4 separate regions of the Homo sapiens genome follow, and regions 1, 2 and 4 are each linked to region 3. A link is a contact called in ENCODE Hi-C or POLR2A ChIA-PET data. All regions are on one chromosome and are shown on one strand. Each heading gives the region's core, a stretch centred on a gene start or an enhancer-like site at or near the end of the contact. The rest is flanking DNA. Distances are from core to core; before and after follow the strand shown. Region 1 holds the start of SNX1 (sorting nexin 1). Region 2 holds the start of SNX22 (sorting nexin 22). Region 3 holds the start of PARP16 (poly(ADP-ribose) polymerase family member 16). Region 4 holds the start of USP3-AS1 (USP3 antisense RNA 1).

The links. Hi-C counts contacts between places; a loop is a spot of excess contacts on that map. ChIA-PET counts read pairs that join two places held with the same protein, here RNA polymerase II (POLR2A). Pooled maps may share reads with other maps.
Region 1: a map of naive thymus-derived CD4-positive, alpha-beta T cell shows a loop between it and region 3 (8-fold over the local background). The contact joins the promoter of SNX1 here to the promoter of PARP16 in region 3. A Hi-C loop is called at or near these places in 2 of 168 maps with a recorded cell type or tissue (CD8-positive, alpha-beta T cell and naive thymus-derived CD4-positive, alpha-beta T cell), 1 of 37 single-sample maps with no recorded cell type and 10 of 50 pooled maps.
Region 2: a pooled map shows a loop between it and region 3 (2.7-fold over the local background). The contact joins the promoter of SNX22 here to the promoter of PARP16 in region 3. A Hi-C loop is called at or near these places in 5 of 168 maps with a recorded cell type or tissue (B cell, CD4-positive, alpha-beta memory T cell, CD8-positive, alpha-beta T cell and 1 more), 2 of 37 single-sample maps with no recorded cell type and 15 of 50 pooled maps.
Region 4: a pooled map shows a loop between it and region 3 (6-fold over the local background). The contact joins the promoter of USP3-AS1 here to the promoter of PARP16 in region 3. A Hi-C loop is called at or near these places in 4 of 50 pooled maps. POLR2A ChIA-PET finds 5 or more read pairs at or near these places in 2 of 52 experiments (WTC11 and activated CD8-positive, alpha-beta memory T cell).

The regions. Positions count from the first base shown.
Region 1 is chr15:64,094,367-64,098,633 of GRCh38, reverse strand. SNX1 (sorting nexin 1) reads right to left here and starts at 2,652. Exons shown (of 15, transcript NM_003099.5): 1 at 2,462-2,652. The coding sequence starts at 2,620. RefSeq lists enhancers at 2,329-2,408, 2,549-2,668.
Region 2 is chr15:64,149,228-64,154,053 of GRCh38, reverse strand. It overlaps SNX22 (sorting nexin 22), which reads right to left and starts at 2,323. Exons shown (of 7, transcript NM_024798.3): 1 at 2,204-2,323; 2 at 1,728-1,811; 3 at 1,312-1,416; 4 at 715-809; 5 at 370-402; 6 at 52-119. The coding sequence starts at 2,278. RefSeq lists enhancers at 1-374, 398-627, 3,555-3,664 and silencers at 1,618-1,997, 2,198-2,637.
Region 3 is chr15:65,284,942-65,289,504 of GRCh38, reverse strand. It overlaps PARP16 (poly(ADP-ribose) polymerase family member 16), which reads left to right and starts at 2,622. Exons shown (of 6, transcript NM_001316943.2): 1 at 2,622-3,252. The coding sequence starts at 3,079. It overlaps SNORA24B (small nucleolar RNA, H/ACA box 24B), which reads left to right and starts at 3,914; the gene lies at 3,914-4,044. RefSeq lists an enhancer at 2,178-2,227 and a silencer at 2,378-2,937.
Region 4 is chr15:63,599,456-63,604,144 of GRCh38, reverse strand. It overlaps USP3-AS1 (USP3 antisense RNA 1), which reads left to right and starts at 3,318. Exons shown (of 3, transcript NR_034080.1): 1 at 3,318-3,556. FBXL22 (F-box and leucine rich repeat protein 22) reads right to left here. Exons shown (of 2, transcript NM_001367807.1): 2 at 2,904-3,448. The coding sequence ends at 3,106. RefSeq lists silencers at 2,577-2,706, 3,127-3,416 and enhancers at 2,404-3,221, 3,484-4,201.

The DNA.
Region 1 (4,267 bases), core at 1,403-3,902, 1.2 Mb after region 3:
ACTGCAACCTCTGCCTCCCGGGTTCAAGTGATTCTTGTGCCTCAGCCTCCCTAGCTGGGATTACAGGCACGTGCCACCATGCCCAGATAATTTTTGTATTTTTAGTAGAGATGGGGTTTTGCCATGTTGGCCAGCCTGGTCTCGATTCCTGGCCTCAAGTGATCCTCTTGCCTTGGCCTCCCAAAGTGCTGAGATTACACGTGTGCATGGCACTCGGCCACTGCTTCAGGTTAACTCTAGAAAATAACTCCTCACTCTTCCAGGTTCCTTTTTGGAAAATAAATCAACATTTGCCTATGTGACCAATCACTTTCAGTGTCAGAGTTTCTGTTTTCATATTCTCAGTCTGCACATCATTCCAGCAGTTACCAACAGTAGCTGTCTTCCATGACTTATAGAAGAATTACTAAAGGAACAGACTAAATACTTACTTAAAATAACATACAGAAGGACTAAATTAGCGGCAAGAATTATTATTTCTCAGGCATGCACCTGCAATCCCAGCTACTTAGGAGGAAGGGAGGATCCATTGAGCCCAGAAGTTCAAGACAAGCCTGGGCAACACAGGGAGACTATGTCTCTAAAAACAAACAAAAATTGTTTCCTGTTTTATGACAGTCACAAAGACTTATTATTTCTCAGAATAAGAGACTTCATTTGACAGTTTTAGTTGTTATATTAGAATTATCAAGCACCTTATGAGCTGAGATTATGGACTCAATTTCTGAATACAGGACAGGGAAAATCTGACACAAATGAGGAAAGCCTCAAACTTTTTCAGACCACATGTTGCATAAAGAATTTATAGCTGTTTTATTTAGTTGGTTACACACTGAGTAGCTACTGTGAAGAGAAGCATTATGCCAAACAGATAAATTCACAGACCCAGCATTGAATTTTACAGCCTGGAACAACCTATACCAAGTGGTATGAGTAAATATTCTCATAAAATAGCCCAAAACATCTCTACTGGTTCCATAACTGATTACTGATTTCCACATTACAAAGATTATTTTTTTCTAATACCTAACTCTTATTAGAGACCCGGATATTTATTACTGAGGCAGGAGAATAGGGTCTGGAGGCAGGGAACTTAAGGGCAATTCATGCTGAATCAAGGAAAAACACCAAGGTTTGGGGGCAGGGAATCTGAGGTCAACTTACGTTAACTTTCTAAAAGAGAAAACACCAAGGTCTGGGGGCAAGGAATCTAAGGCCAATTCGTGCTGACTTCCCAAAGCTGAATTCCCAAAAGGAACCCCCTGGGTTTGGGGGCAGGGAACCTAAGGCCAATTAAGGCCAACTTCCTAAAGCTAAACCAAAAGGAAAAAACCCATCTGCCCACGCCCGAGTGGCAAAGGATCAAAGGCTACTATCCCTGCAACCCTCCCCATCCACCACGTCTCACATGGAAAGGGAGAGTGCCTTAGACTGGCCGCAGGCCAAGCAGGGACCATCCGTTCATCTGCACAGGACGCCAATTCACCTCGGCCTTTAGCCACAGACCAAATCCTTCATCCAGATAAGGGGTAACCCATAGGAACCATAAAAGGAGCACTTAAAATCCAGAAAACTTTGTAAGTGGGCTCTTGAGCCCCTTGCTCCGGCCCACTCACACCCTGTGGGGTGCTTTCTCGCTTTAATAAATTCCTGCTTTCGCTGCTTCGTTTGTGTTTCATTCCTTTGTTATTTTGTGCGTTTTGTCCAATTATTTGTTCAAAATGCCAAGAACCTCGACAACCTACACTCAAGGGCCTCCTACCGGTAACATTACGGGAAACACCATTTCCTCATCACATTTCAGATTTGCTCCCAGTGAGGTACGTGGGCACTTGAACACATCCCTTTAAAAAGGAGAAAGCTTTCTGATCTATGTAGTGATTTATCTGGCAGTGCCTTCTGTCCACCAGCCTCTGGCCTGATTTTCCTAGAGATCAGAAGAATCAACATAACTTTTGTAAACTAAGATCCAGAAAGGGCCTTTGGTTATTATCGGTAAATGCTGGGCTAAAGAAAGAACTGGTGGGCGGGTCACCACCCCAGGCTAGTCCACATAACGCTATTCATCTTAGAAGCAGTAAGACGGGGGAAAGGTCTGCATCCCATTCGCTTATTCCGTCCTACTGAATCTGCCTTGGCAGGACACGACCTGCAAAATAACCCCGTGGATCCGTGGAGTGTCACCACACTGCAGGGTCAAAGGACGGCGTCGGCGGTTCTCGGCTGTTAGGGAGCTAGCCGACGAAGGCACCACAACCCTCATTCTTTACTCTTCCCGCCTGGGGGCCGGGAAGCCAAGCTCTACCGCTTCGAGCACATCCAGGGTCCCCGGGGCCCGGACTGCTGACACCGAGGCAAGGTCTCACCGGGCCCACTCTGCCCAACCTCCCCGATTCTCGCTTAGCCTCTCTTCCCTTTCGGGGTGCCCTCCCGCCTGCTACCCCGAGGGGTGCAAACTCACGACCACCGCGGCGCCGGTGAAAATGTCCTCCCCCTCGGTGTCGCTGTCCCCAGCCTCGGGTTCTGATCCCCCGGCCGCCCCCTCGGACTCCGGCTCCAGGCCGGGGAAGGGCGGAGGCAGTCTCTCCGAAGCGCTACAGCCACCACCACCCGACGCCATCTTCTTCCACCCGCGGCGGAAGCCGCAACAACAACTTTATCGAGAGATAGCGCCGTGAGCAAAGCGATCCAACGGTGCGAGGAGTGGGAGGGCCGCAAGGGACCCCGTGGGATCCGAGGGGCGGAGACCTAGGGGCGGGGCTTAGGCGCTGGGGGCGGGGCGGCACCCGGCCAGCTGAGGCTGCGCAGCAAATCCGAGGCCTGGTTCGCGATGCTGAGATATTAACGAGTGGGGCCAAAGGGGCAGAAAAGTAGGAGTTAGGGGCTGCTCAGGTTTCTAGGGCCCTTTGTGCTCTGGATAGCTTTATCCAACAGGCTTCTAAGAGTTCGTCTGAATGAAGGAGTGTCACTAAAATGTTTGAAAACCTCTACATGCCATCTACCCATGCCAAGCACAATGCCCTCACAGAGAGTCAATAAATATTTCGATTGAGGTATCTGAACAAGACTAGAAGAAAGCTTCACCACTTATTCCTTGAGCAACATTCAGTTAATTCATTAAGAAATACAGATACTGAGCATCTACTGTATGCCTGGCACCTTGCTGTGAGTTTCAGATACAGAAATCAGGTATTTAATCGACAGTTCGACATGTTCAATGCTATGGTGCCCTGTGGGAGCACAGGGAAAGAGATAATCAATTCTGCTTGGAGAAGTAGGGAGGCCTCACAGATGAAGTGAGGCCTCAGTGTCCTAGATTTGGCTGGAAAAATGTTAGGATTATCCTCTCAATTGCTGTGGAGTAAGTGGAGTGGAATAGACGGCAGGGAAATTATTGAACCCTGACCAAAATTTCCTTGGGACCTAAGCAATTCATTGTCTGGTGATCCTAAGGCCTACATTAACTAGACAAACAAGACTGGAGTTTAAAGATAAATGGGCATGTTAGCATGGGACAATTCTGCAAGATAATCCTATCTTCTCAATAGAAATGGCATTTGTCACCAACTTTGACAAGAGGTTTAGTTAGTTTGGTTGTAACTGCAAATTCAGGGATGGACTCCCTCACAGGTCATGTGAGCTGTTTGAAGGCGGGGGCAGCGTTTTATCTTTGTATCTTCCATGCCTATGGATCACCTATGGCAAATTAGTACCTACAAATTTGATCGGAGGGATGGATGGATAAAATAAAATCGATTTTGTTACTGGCATCCATCACACCCACGAACACCAGAGGGCTTAAGATACACTTTTTTTTTTTTTTTTTTTTTTGAGGGAAGTCTCGCTCTTCTCCCCCAGGCTTGAGTGCAATGGCTCGATCTTGGTTCACTGCAACCTCTGCCTCCTGAGTTCAAACGATTCTCCTGCCTCTGCCTCCCAAGTAGCTGGGATTAAGGCCCCTGCCACCACGCCCAGCTAATTTTTGTATTTTTTAGTAGAGACGGGGTTTGCCCATGTTGGCCAGGCTGGTCTCGAACTCCTGACCTCAGGTGATCCGCCCGCCTCGGCCTCCCAAAGTGCTGGGATTATAGGCGTGAGCCATCGCGCCCGGCCAAGATACACTTTTAAGGATGGCGATCTCCATTATGTCACCACTGTACACATTAGACACGGGAAAACTTATGTTCTAAGTTGTCTTTGGAGGCCATTAGCAGAAATATTCGTTCAAAGGTGGGAAGCTGTGCTGGACTGAGTCCCTTAGGAGACG
Region 2 (4,826 bases), core at 1,074-3,573, 1.1 Mb after region 3:
TGCAAAGCCCACAACCCAGCCCTGTAGCCCCATATCTAGGCACCTCCTCACCTGGGGAGGGGTTGCAAACATAGGGATCCACATGGAAGCTCAGGACAGGCCGCTGGTGCTGCTGGGAGCTGGGAGGAAACAGGGTCATGAACCATGGGTGCGGGAGGCAGGGCAGAATCCCACAGAGGGGTGGAGACGGGGTTGCCATCACCAGGGACCCATGAAGGAAAAGGTGAGTGGGAAATGGGCTCAGGAGGCACCAAAGGGAAAACAGACTTCAGGGCCCAGGCCAGACAGGCCCAGGCAGCAGGCCTGCCTCCTAGCATATGGCCACTAGGGGGCAGCAGGGGCCAAGCGCGGGCTAGGGCTTTGACTTGCCTGCTGTCGCCAGGCAGGAACTCCCTCAGGGTGCTGAAGAGAAGAGAAACACTGTAAGCTGCCTGGGGATGCCGGGGGAGCGTGAGGAAGGGGTGGAGACACCAGAGCCCAGAACTGCACCTCCCAGGGGACCACTGCTTCTATTTGTAACAAGCCCCAGTTCCGGAGGTGGCGGGGGTAACCAAGTCTGTCCAAAAAAAAGCCCCTCCACCCAGGTCAAGAGAGCTGGTGAGGGCGGTCATGCTGGATCCTGGCAGATGTGAAAAGAAAGGGCTTGCCCTCCAACACCTTTCCTCACCTGCTCACTGCTGACAGCCCCTGGCCCCCGCCATCGGCCCCCCTTACCCCCAGTTGCTAGCCTTGGGGTCTGTGGGGAAGTGCCGAAGTCTCAGGAATTCCAGTAACTCCTTGGGCACCTCCTGGTTCAGGTACAGGATGCCCTGGAGAGGACAGAGGAGACCTGCAATCAGACCCAGCTACTAATTTGCATAGCGCAGTGCCAGTGAAAATGCAGGGCTCTTTGTTCCAAAAAAAGAATTTCACGACAATGACAGCAGAGCGTTGAACCAGGCTCAGGGCCCTTCTGGGCGCTGGGCGCTGTGTGCACAGGTTGTACCCCATGACGCGGCATAGCTTTGCTGTTGGGGGAAGGACCCTCACCCTACATGCCATCAGGAGGGCAGCACAGGACCTCACCATGGAGGGGACAGGACCTGGGTTTCATGGAGCTGGGACTACCTGTGTCCGTTACCTCTTTCAGTCCTTTCAACAAGCCAGAGGGGGGTGTTTGGACCTATATTAGACTCAGAAAATTGATGCTTGAGGTGGTGAATAACATCCCCAAGTTGTGGGTTCCCTCCCTGCCATGCCCCCACACCTCTCTGTCTGGGCCACACCCCTGGCACAGAAGGCCGGGGGGCAACCAACTGTGCTCTCGCATACCTGGATGTAAGCCTCCAAGCCCTGCCGGCGCTGTTCCAACCCTCTGGTCCTCCAGTTGGGCAGGCGTTTCGAGGGGAAGTCGGGCACTTTGTACAGCTTCTTGATCTACTGGAGGTTTACCGCGTGCGATCACAGCATCCCGACTGAGCCCTCAAGCCCTCTTCGCCCCAGCCAGAAGCCCTCCCGCGCCCCCGCCTTCGGGCTCTACTGGGACAGACCCTGGTGAGTGGTGGACCGGCCGAGGGCGAGGAAGGCCCCAACCCACCCACAGAGGCCCGGGGGCTGACCGGCTGCGCAGGGACTGAGGCAGTAATGGGGGTGGCGGAGGCTGGGGCTCGCCCGCCCGCCTCACAGGGCCTGGGCGGGGGCTGGACAGAGGCTGGGCCGGGGCCGGTGGGAGGTCGGCGCCGCCTCACCCGCTTGTGCAGCGCGTGGAACTCGCTGTAGCGCCTTGGCACCGTGTGTCTGCGCCCGCTGCACAGCACCTCCACTCGGAACACCTGGCGGCGCGGGCGGGCAGCGGGTCTGCGCGTGAGGCCCCGCGGGAGGACGCCGCAGCACCTGCGCCTGGCGACGTGCCCACCCTCCCGCTCTCAAAGGCACAAAGCGGCCTTGCGGCGCCGCGGCTGCCCGGGGACTCTCCGCTCCCGCACACCTGGGAGAACCGGCTGGCGGACCTGCCCCTCGGAGCCCTGGGGTCCCTCAAGAGCTCGAACCATGGTCCGCGAGGCTGGCAAATCCAAGCGGCCCCCAAACCCTCGACAAGGTTTCCCCCGACGGTCCAGCCCGCAGCGCTCGTTCACCCAGGCCCGGGCCCCGGGTCCCCACTGAGCGCAGCGCGGGGAAATCCTGCGGGTCCCGGCGCCCCTCCCCATCCAGGGGCCGCGCTCACCATGTGGCTTTTCTCCGGGCTCTGCCTGGGCCCCTCGGCCTCGGGCCCCACCGACGGGATGTGAACTTCCAGCATCCGCGCCCCGGCCCCAGCTGCTCCGCGCGCTCGGCTCGGAGCCCTAACTCTCCCGGAGCGGACTGAGGACCCCGGGGCGGCCGGCTCCGCCCCCTCGGTCCGCAGGCCCCACCCCAGGCCCCGCCCCCAGGCGACCCCGCCCCGGGCGTTCCCTTGCGCCGCGGGTCCTGAGCCTAGAAGATTAGGCGGGACCTGGACGCCGCCCCCGAAGTCTAGTGCGCCCACAGCGCGGGGCAGTGGAGTCAACCGTTTGTCAAACATTGACGGAGCACTCACTGATGCCAGGAACTGGCGAGCGAAAATGTCACCCAACCTGAGTTAAGCGCCTACCAAGGACGGCCTGTGGCTCCAGGCGCGGACGGAGGCGGGGCCCGGGCCTCAGCGCCGGTCCTGGGGCCAACCAGGGACCTGTCTTGGGTTCCTCAGTCCCTTCCCGAGCCTTTCCCTCCTTTCAGCCTGGTCCCTGAAATTGTGATCTGGATTCCCCGGCTGAGGCCACACCTGAGCAAGGCTTGGACCCAGTCCAGCTTTGATGCCCCTTTCCCCAGCATCCACAGGCCCCCCCATTCATTCATTGTTTTCATCCATCCATTCACTCATATCTTCCAACCCTAAGGGGCTCCAGGCTGTTTGTGGGGAAGAGGCAGTTTAGGGACCTAGACTCCGATTTGGACGTCAGACTGCCTGGATTTCAGGAGCTCCGTAGACCTTTGCTCATCTGCAAAATAGGGATAACGTGGCTCCTTCAGGCAAGTGTATAAAGTGAGATGATTTGGCCGGGCGCGGTGGCTCACGCCTGTAATCCCAGCACTTTGGGAGGCCGAGGTAGGCGGATCACCTGAGGTCAGGAGTTCGAGACCAGCCTGACCAACATGGTGAAACCCCGTACCTACTAAAAATACAAAAATCAACCAGGTGTGGTGGCACATGCCTGTAATCCCAGCTACTCAGGAGGCTGAGGCGGGAGAATCACTTGAACCTGAGAGGCGGAGGTTGCAGTGAGCCGAGATCAAACCATTGCACTCCAGACTGGGCAACAGCAAGACTCTGTCTTAAAAAAAAAAAAAAGTGAGATGATTCATGTTAGGCCCTTAACAGAAGCATTGAGCAGCAGCTTGACTGTGGGCTTCTCCTGGATGACTAGGATAAGTGGGCACAGGGCAGTGGATGGGAAGAGAGACTTTGGGGGGTGGCACCGGGTTGCTCTTGTCCACCCCTCCGGGCAGGTTCTTCCTGGATATGTGGCAGGATTTTGATCCAGAACTCTCTCAGGCCATGTGCTGGAAAGGACCTCTGCTCCCACCTCTCAGCCCTGCACCCTTCAGCTGTCGGAGAGCTGCTATCAGCAGCACCATGGCAGGTCCTCTACTCCACTGACTTCCCCCACAAAGGCCCCGTGACATGCAGAGAGGCGAGGCCCTGCCTTCCAAAGCTCATACGTAGTGGGAGGTCTTGGGGTGGGCAGGAGGAAGCAGAGTGCCTGTCTTCGGGGCTGGGGTTGAGGGGACTCACCCCTCCCCTGCTTCTGCAGAGACGCCTCTGAGCTGGAGCAAAAAACCTCCATCCCCAGCCCTGCCCCCAGAGAAGGGCTGAGATGACGACCCCAAAATGGGGCAAACAGGTCTCACCAATATCATGTCCCACATTCTCTTTTTCCAAATTGCATCACACAAGGACCACAGAATCAGGAAGCTGAAACTTCCCAGATTCTAGTGGGGTCCCCTAGAAGAAAAGCAGCCCAGAGTGAGGAGAAGTGCTGTGCTTTCATTTCCTCCCTACGGCCCCATCATTCAGGGACCCAGCTTTCCCTGGCCTACAGGGCCTCCCCAACTCCCACTGTCCAGGGAGGCCTCTCCTGGGATCCTCAGACTTCTTGGTCCTCATCCTAATGACTGTCTGCCCCTCTGTCTGTGAGTCTCCATTTTTTCCTGCCTTCATCCCCAATAGAACGTCCATTCTCTACCCTGCAGCACAAACTGTTATCAAGGCATGTGCTTAAAACCTTCCAATGTTTCCCACTGCACTTAGAATAAAACCCACTCTCTCTATGCAATCCACAAAGCTGTAAACAACCCAGCCCAGCCTCCATCTTCCACCTCATTTCCTCTCCTCTCCCCATCATGCACTAGGCTCTTCCAACCTGACAAGCTCTTTCCTGCCTCAGGGCCTTTGCATTAGGCTGTTTGCTCCACCTGGGGGCACCCTTCCTTGACTCTTCAAGGATTGAGCTCATCCTCCAATTCTTAGCCTAAAACTCAACTCAAAAAGGTTTTTTTTTGTTTGTTTGTTTTTGTTTTTGTTTTTTTTTTTGAGACAGGGCCTCACTCCAGTCACCCAGGCTGGAGTGCAGTGACGCAACCACAGGGCTCACTGCAGCTTAGGTGATTTTCCCACCTCAGCCTCCTGAGTAACTGGGACTACAGGTGCGCACCACCACACCCAGCTAATTTTTGTATTTTTTGTAGAGACGGAGTTTGGCCATGTTGGCCAGGCTGGTCTCGAACTCCTGGGCTAAAGCTATGCACCCACCTTGACCTCCCAAAGTGCT
Region 3 (4,563 bases), core at 1,373-3,872:
ATAAGTGTCTTTTGTGGCATCTTCTTTCAGAATAGGGCATGTTCATCGGCATTAAAAACCTGTTCAGGTGGATATCTTTCCTGTCAGTGATTTTTTTTTTTTTTTTTTTTTTTTTTTTGGGAGATGAAATCTTACTCTGTCACCCAAGCTGGAGTGTAGTGGCATGATCTCAACTCACTGCAACCTCCGCCTCCCAGGTTCAAACAGTTCTCGGGCTTCAACCTCCCGAGTAGCTGGGGCTACAGGCACGTGCCACTATGCCTGGCTAATTTTTGTATCTTTATTAGAGACAGGGTTTAACCATAGTGGCCAGGCTGGTCTCGAACTCCTGACCTCAGGTGATTTGCCCACTTCGGCCTCCCAAAGTGCTGGGATTACAGGTGTGAGCCACGTGCCTGGTCCCCACTTTCAATAATGAATAGAATAAACAGAAGATCAACAAGGAAATCTAAGATTTGAAAACAATATAAATCAACTAGACCTAACAGACATCCATAGAACACTTGACCTAACAGCAGCAGAATATATACATTCACATGAAACATTCTCCAGGATAGGCCATATGCTAGGCAATAGACAAACCTCAATGAATTTAAAAGGACAGGAGTAAACAAAATGTGTTCTCTAAGCCAGGTGTGGTGGTGTGAGCCTGTAGTCTGAGGTACTCTGGAGGCTGAGCCGGGAGGATCATTTGAGGCCAGAAGTTCTAGGCTGCAATGTGCTATGATCATGCTTGTGAATAGCCACTGTGCTCTAGCCGAGGTAACAGTGAGGCCCAGTCTCTTAAACAAAAAACAAACATGTTGGTGATTGCTTAGGAGTGGGCGACATGGTAGGGTGGGTAGAGCATTGATAGACTAGGTGTAGAGAGTTCCTTTCTGAGGTGATAAAAATATTCTAAAATTGATTGTGACAGTTTCACATATCTGTGAATGTACTAAAAACTATTAAATTGTACACTTTAAATGGGTGAATTGTATGGTCTGTGGATTATATCAAATTTATATAAGCAGGGCTGAAACCCCTCCACAAGAAATGTGGTTCTGAGACCACCTTAGCAAATTCTGATAAAATCTAGAAGAATAAAGTAAACATAAGAACATTCAGTTTCACTATCAAGTAAATGCAAATTAAAACTATAATGAAATTCAACTTTGTGTCTATGGAATTGACAAGAATTAAAAAGAATTCTAATATTCTGCATGAGCTAAGTCATGAGAATGCTGGCCATCAGAGGCCCTTCCACACCACCCTGTGATGTGAATATTATCACTATGATTCTCATATCATATGTGACAAATATCTTCAGATAAGCAAATTTTATATATCCACCCAACAAACAATTCTTGAGGCCAAGGAGGTATCAGAGGGTGGCTTTTGTCTAAGGGCCTGCAATGAAGAAGAGGTGGAATGAGAGATGGTTCCCTGGTCTCCTGACCCACTCCAAGCTCTCCCTTCCTGGGGTCTGAGCTTCAGAAGCCACCTTAGAGTTCCTGGGTCCTATGAGAACCCCCATGGCTTTTGAAGCACTAGGGGCCTTGTGGTTCTAGGCCTCAGAGCAAACAGATTTGATGTGGGCTCCTGGGAGCAGCCCCCAACCTTTACCTGGCAAAAGAAGATGGGAAGCTCTGTGGTGTCTGGGGGACCAGTCTTCGCCCTACCTCCCGAAGTCATAGATGCAATCCAATGGCATGGGACCACCTCTCCTCTGAGTCCAGGGCCCAGCACAGCCTGGATGCAGAAGGAGAAGTTTCTTCCTCAGAAGATCCTGCAGGGTAGGAGTGTGTGCGGTGTGTTGGTTTAAGCACAATGGTCTGTGTTTAGATTTGCATGTGACCATGAGGTCACACTTTGGGGTTTTCTCTAATGAAGGTTCTGAGTAGGGAGAGGGGATGGGAGTCTAGTCCTTACCCTCCAGCAGAGTTAAGTCAATGCCCCTCTGCTCTCCCCCAAGCTCCCTGTCAGAGAGGTCTCCCAAGGAGGATCTTGGGGCATTTGAGGCCAGAGACTTAAGCAATTCAGAGAATTCTGGAGGCTGAAAAGCAGAGGAAAAGTCTTTTGGTTTTCCAAAGATCTCGGTGTGAATCCTAGATTTACCCATCTGGCTGTGGGATCTTGGGCAAGCATTGCAGCACTCTAAGCCTCAGTTTCCCTGGGTGTTAAATGGCTCCTTCTGTGCAGTTTTGGAGGGAAAAGATTCAAGAGAGACAATAGGTAGCATTAATACCCCAAGGAAGAGAGGTAGGCTCAGTCCGCAGAGCTGGGACAAAGACAAGTACAGGGGCGGGTCGAGAGGGTGCCCACATCAATTTCTACCAGGGCTGCTGCTGCTGTGAGGATGGCTGGCAGGGGCGTGGGCGACGTCGCCCGGCACACACTGGCGGCGGCAACTCTCGTAGCTGCGGGTGATCGGGGTCTGGGAGGGGCGGGCACAACCCGTACGGTGGAGCTGGCTGGGGCGCGAAGGGGCGGGCCCTCGGCTGGGCCGGGCGGAGCGCGGCGGCGGGAGGGGAGGTAGGCCGGGCAAGGCAAGCGGACGTGAGCTGCAGGCGGAAGACAGGTGGCGCCGCGGGCAGCTTGGCGAGAGGCGGGACTTCGGCGGCGCGGCGGGAGGCGGGGCAGGAAGGCGCGCGCGGCGCAGCAGCCTCGCCCGTCGCGGAGAGTGGGCTCTGCCCGCCGTCCCCCGGGGGCTGCTTCCCGCCCCAGGCCTCCGCGGAGGACACGTGTCAGCACGTTCCCGCGGTTGTCATTCCATTGTCATAGCCCTTCCCCTAGGCCGGGAACCCCTCCCCCCCACCAGCCCCAGTTCCTTTATCCCTGGGCCCAACCTCCCCGCCGACCCGCGGTCCAGGCCTCGGTCTCTCTCTTCGGCGGCGAGCCGCGGCCCAGACCCCGGCAGAGGACACTTGTCGGCACGTTCTCACCCCTGTCATCTCAGCCCCCTGCCTAGCTCCACCCCAGGCTTGGGAACCCGGCCCCTGACGGCCCATTGTCCGCGGGCCCAGCCCCCGCGCTGAACGCACGCTCGCCCTTGCCCCTAACCAGCGCGTCTACCCCGGCAACGCGCAGTGACCTGGGATGCAGCCCTCAGGCTGGGCGGCCGCCAGGGAGGCGGCGGGCCGCGACATGCTGGCCGCCGACCTCCGGTGCAGCCTCTTCGCCTCGGCCCTGCAGAGCTACAAGCGCGACTCGGTGCTGCGGCCCTTCCCCGCGTCCTACGCCCGCGGCGACTGTAAGGACTTTGAAGCCCTGGTGAGTGTGCTTTGTCCTGGCGCTGCCCACTGCGTCCTGGACCAAGTGCCCTGTGGAACCACAGGTAGAGGCAGTTCCATCCGCATTAGTAAACATGACAGCCGCCAGACTTTCCATTCCCAGCTTGGTCTTGCCTTGCCTTGGGGAAGGTTTCCATGAGCTAAGAACACTGCTAACACCCTCATGTCAACGCTCACTCCCAAGGCACTTGGTGGCTGCTTCTCTCCTGTCAATGACAAATGACTCCGAGGACTGAAGTGAGGAATAGTTGCATAGTCCTCCACAGATTTTCTAGCCTGGCCAGGAATAGGGTTGATGTGAATCAGCTGTTTTGCTTAGCTAGAAAGTTATCCATCCTTTTGCAAATAATTAGACACCAAAAAGTCACCAAAGCCGCCCAGACATTGGTCTTCAGATGAGGTGATCTATGGGCAGTACTTTTATAAACTGTAACATCCAGTACATATGTAAGCTGTTATTTCTCTGATTCACCAGGCACTTTTTTTGCAGAGTTCACCTCTGGGTCAGCATTCAAGATATCAGTTATCCTTATAATCCAAATGTTTGGAATTGCCTAGAAAAATATAACTTACCAAAATCGATTCAATAAAAAGCAGAAAATTGAAATCGCCAATAGCTGATATTCATTAAAGACACTGAACTCCATGTATCTTTGGGACCTGTCAAGTGTGGCAGTCTCCCTTCCTTGCCATGGAAGAGCATATTCTTGTTTACCAGCAAAGCTGTCACCATTTAATTGGTATCAGATTCTGACTTGCACAAGTAACATTCTTCACTGTTAAAAACTTGGAGGGGCCAGGCTCGGTGGCTCATGCTTGTAATCCCAGCACTTTGGGAGGCCAAGGCGGGCAGATTACCTGAGGTTGGGAGTTCAAGACCAACCTGACCAACATGGAGAAATCCCGTCTCTATTAAAAATACAAAAAGTTAGCCGGGCGTGGTGGCGCATGCCTGTAATCCCAGCTACTCTGGAAGCTGAGACAGGAGAATCGCTTGAACCCGGGAGGCGGACGTTGTGGTGAGCCGAGATTGCGCCATTGCAGTCCAGCCTGGGCAACAAGAATGAAACTCCATTAAAAAAAAAAAAAAAACCTGGAGGGTGCCAGGTTATTGGGCGAACTTTTCTAGACTATTGTAGAAAAAGAAGAAAAAGGCTGAGTGGCTCATGCCTGTAATCCCAAGGACTTTGGGAAGGCAAGGCAAGAGGATCGTTTGAGACCAGCCTAGGCAAAAAAGATTTCTTTAAATTAGCTGAGTGTGGTGATGCACGCCTGTAGTCCCAGCTACTTG
Region 4 (4,689 bases), core at 2,069-4,568, 1.7 Mb after region 3:
GGAAATGGGATGGAAACCCAGATCCATTAGATCCTGAAGCCAGGATCCTGTTGTTGTCCAGGCTAAGCCACCAATTTAGGACAAATAGAACATACTAGAAATTGGGGCTTTTTGGAGAAGATGAAAACAAAGGCCTGGGGTTTAAGTGGCTCTGTTGTAGACAAACATTCAACCCCCTGGAAGCCTGAGCTTGCTTTCAACAGTGTTCAGAGTAATGGGAGAAAAATTCGTTCCCAACAACGCCTCTCCAGAGTGCAAAGCAATGGTGGGCAAACTGAGAAATCACCAAAAAGCAGCCTGTGTCTCACAGGCTAGTAGCAGAGTCCTGCCACTCCACTGCAGCTGGTGGTGTGACAGAGCTGGCTCTCCTGACAAAGGGATTATGCTGGGCCAGGGCTTACTGTGGCTACCCTGTTTCTGGAGTAAGCACTGCCCCAGCCCGGAGCCCTTTGGCAGTCCCCAGAAGGGCTGGTGTGGGACAGGGTGCTGCTTGCCTGTCCACATGTTCTGCCTGGAACAAAATCCAGGGCCGCTGGGACTTCACCTATCATCTGTGCATGGCGCCCTGGTTCCTTCTGGGGGTAGGTTGGGCTGAGGGGGAACCTTCATCTCTCATTTCTTCCTCACATTAATCTGTCCATCCACTGCTACCCCCATCCCTTACCATAACCAAACAAAGCAGGTGCAGATGCTTGAATTAACAAGAACGAAGTCTAGTAATAAAAAGCAAATTTATTACCCAAAACTAGTAAAGGGGGAAGTAGCCAGATTGCTATTTAAAGTAACTGCTTCAATTTTTAGAGGGGAAAGCAATTTTTAGGGTTTTTAAAAGGGAAGACTTGATAAGGAAGGCATGCAAGAAATGGGCTGAGTATGATGTCTGTGTGTTTTGTTCTGGTGGCTATCTTGGGCTTCAGTCCACCTGGACCTCGGATTGACATTATTTTAACAATGGTCAGGTTGTTAATTAGCCATTTTGAAGTAATTTTTGGAGGTTTGCAGCTGGGTCTCCAGGCTTGGTCTGTCTCAAGATTAGCCACTGAAACTTCTAAGACATCACACAATTAAATAGTAGCATACAGTTAGATAAATGAAAAGGGAGCATATCTGGTGAGAAAGGGGAGGGACGTGGAGTCTATTTTAAGGCTAAGGAGAAAGGATTTTGAGTTTCCTCAAGGTTATATCTTGAAACTCAAGAGAATGGGAAAAAAGTTTAAAAGCATGTTGAAGTTAAGCTGCGGGCTGCATTGCTTCTCAGATACCTGCTACTCAGCTTCCCTCCTCATTCACTCTGCTCCAGCCACTCTGATCTCCTTGCACATGAGCCATGCCTGTAGTCCGCGGCCTCTGCACTGACTGTTCCTCTGCCAGGAGTATCTATGCCCCCTGCCTCACTTCATGCCTCAGATGTCATCTTCTCAGTGAGGCTTACATTGGTCAACCCTTTCTCAGAGGCTTCACCCCCCAATCTCTTGCCAGCAATCCCTAATAGCCCTTGTTACAGCCTGCACTTTTTTCCAAATACTTTCTACCATTTTTTTTTTTTTTTTTTTTTTTTTGAGACAAGAGTCTCTCTGTCGCCCAGGCTGGAGTGCAGTGGCACGATCTTGGCTCACTGCAAGCTCCGCCTCCCGGGTTCACGCCATTCTCCTGCCTCAGCCTCCTGAGTAGCTGGGACTACAGGTGCCCGCCACCACGCCCGGCTAATTTTTTGTATTTTTTTTTAGTACAGACGGGGGTTTCACCTTGTTAGCCAGGATGGTCTCGATCTCCTGACCTCGTGAATCGCCCATCTTGGCCTCCTAAAGTGCTGGGATTACAGGCATTGAGCCACCGCACCTGGCCCTTCTACCCTCTTATATACCAGTTACCTGTTGTCTCTTCCCCCACTAGAAGGTAAGCTTCATGAGAACAGAATTTGTCTTTTTCCTTGCCGTTTCCCTATTTGAGCAATGAATTAAGGAACCTGTGAGTAGGGATCAAGCTCCTCTTTCACACAGAAGAAACACCTGGCCTGGGAGGGGTAAAGGGCTTTGTCGCAGCTGGCGCTGGGTGGAGCCGGAGTGTGAACAGCGCCCATCACAGTGCTCCTCGCCTCTTCCACCCACCCAGAATTCTCCCCAGTGACCCAGGACCAGGCGGCTGCCGGGGGGCCGAGAGCCTTCACTAAATGTGACACATCAGTGACTACAGCCCTGAAATTCAAATTGGAAGCCTAGGCTTGTGCTCATGTCCAGCAAATCCAACAGGTGAAAAATCTAGCTTGTCAGCTTATAATGGTTCCATTATCAAAAGCTTAGCCAGGGCTGCTGGTTTTGTTTTTGTTTAGTTTGAGGCTTTTTTTTTCTTCCAAATCATTTCTTTTTCCCTTATGAGAACAGTAGAAAATATGGGTAACTATGCAGTTTATGTAAGCATTCAACAATTGGGAGCGAATTTTCTACAATCGCGAGTGCGGTCACTGCGGGAACGCATCCGCCCCAGGAAAGGTGGGCGGGCAGACGCGCGTGCGGGCAAAACCGCAAGGAGGAGCGGCTCGGTGGCTCCTTCTGCCCGTGCGCCCCTGCTTCCCCTCCTCCTGCTTCACCGAGATCACCACCGGGGCTCCTGGAGGTGGCGGTCCCCAGGACACTCCGGGAGCCGGCGGGGTCTCGCTGGGTCGCTCCGCCCGGAGGCTCCCCAGACCCCTGCGCGCGGCAGCCCTGGCCCCCGTCACCCCCGAGCGCAAGTCGGCGAACTCCGAGTGGTCAGGTCCTCCCCACCGAGGTGATTTCGGTCCAACGGCGATCGGAGTCCCCGAGGACGGTGCAGGCGCCTCCCGCCTCCGTGGGGAGCGCACAGCAGAAAGCCTGGGGCGGAAGCAAGAGGGGAAAGGCGGTGGTGTTGAGTGAGAACCAGCCGAGTGTTTTCCAAATATCCATTTAATCTTGCGTTTATCCTATGTATAAAATCGTAACGTGAGGTAGGCTTTCTTATCCCCACTGTGCAGACGGGGAAAATGAGGCTCAGAATATGCGGTGGTGGTCTGAAGGTGGAAGAGCTGGGTTCGAAGCCAGGACGGTCTGGGGCTGCGCTCCTTCCCCGGGGGCAGCGGCGGGGCGGCGTCTAGCGCTGCAGCAGCTTGCCGAGGGCCGCGGCGGGCGCGCGCGGGCGCGGGGGCTGGTCGGGCAGCATGGCGGCGCTGTGCTCTGCCCGCAGGGCCAGGCGCGGGCACGCGGCGCGCAGGCGGCGCAGGCCGGCCGCGCTCACGTTGCGGCAGAAGTCCACGTGCAATGTCTGCAGCGCGCGCCCGTCCGCCGCCACGGCAGCCAACGTGCGGTTGGTGACGCGCGCGCAGTTCTCCAGGCGCAGTGCGCGCAGGCGTGGGCAGCAGCGCAGCAGGCGCGCCAGGCAGTCGTCGGTAACGTGGCCGCAGCCCGAGAGCGTGACGGACGCCAGGTTGGGGCACCTGTGAGGAGAGTGCGGTGACCCGGGGCTCACTGGCTTGTTAAAGCTACCCAACCGCCCCATGGGACCGAGTGGACTCATTTACCGAGGAGGACTCGGGCCCTGCGAGGTGAAGACACTTGGCTGCGATGACACTGCAGGGTTCCAAGTCGGCTTTCTGGCCGGCCCATTTTCCCTCCTCTTTCTGCCCCTGCACCCCACCGTACCTTCATCTGCGTGGGTTCTTGGCTCGTAGCCTTGGGAGCCCCTAGTGGGAAGCCCCGACCCCGGCCCAGCAGAGTCCTGGGGCGGCTGTGGACAGAGGGAATGCCGGTTCCAGGAGCCACAACCCTTGACTCTTTGTTTCGCTCTGGATGTGCTGCCTTGCAGGGGAGCGGTGCTTGGCGATTGCTCCAGTCTAGCTTCAAGCTGAGGCCCCTGAATGTCCCGGCGGGACGTGAGTGGGAAGAGGGATTTGTTTCCTTGGAGGTGGCCTAGTGACAGGCCCATCCCAACCCTCAAGGCGGTGGGGGCACGCGTTAGCATTGAGTCCGGGTTCAGCTTAGTAGACTAGAGCTGTTCCTGCATCCCCTGGGCCACCAGCCTGGAAAAGGGTAGGGTTCGGAGGCAGCTAGAGGCAAGCCCTGAGCAGGTACAGTCACGGACACCCACCCAGGTCGCTTGGCCAGAAAGCTTGGGGGACCCTCTGCTGCAGCCTCACCAGCCCCTCCCAGCAAAGAAAAGATCTTGAGCCAAGTTAGACTTGGTTTATCGCCGTGTCAGTCACTCACGGAGCCTTCATTTCCTCTGCGTGGGGGGAATAATGTCTACCACTGGGGTTGTGAGGAGCCTGCAACGGGGCCTTCCACAGGCAGTCCTAACCCGCTTTCCCTGGAAACAAACGGGACCAGCCTGCTTCCAGTCCAGAAGGACCGACTAATGGGCCGGGGCCTTGGCTCCCCGCAGCCAGAGGGAGCTAGAGTCTGGGCTGGGGAAGCGTTTCCCTTTCCCTGCCAGCCTCCCCCGCAGCTCCGTGACTGCCCCTGGCTGTGCCAGCTCGGCTCCTTTGTGCCAGGGGAGGGAAGTAAGGAACTTAAATATGTTGGGTGCAGCCAGGTGTCACACCGAGCCCGGGCCTCCTTCAGGTTTGTGTGCCCTCATTAGTCACCCCGTCAACCTCTGCACCCCCAGTTTTGTACATGAAGAAACTGGCTCCGGCAGCTCAGGTGACTGGCTGGTGACTTATTTGCTGTCAGACCCAGG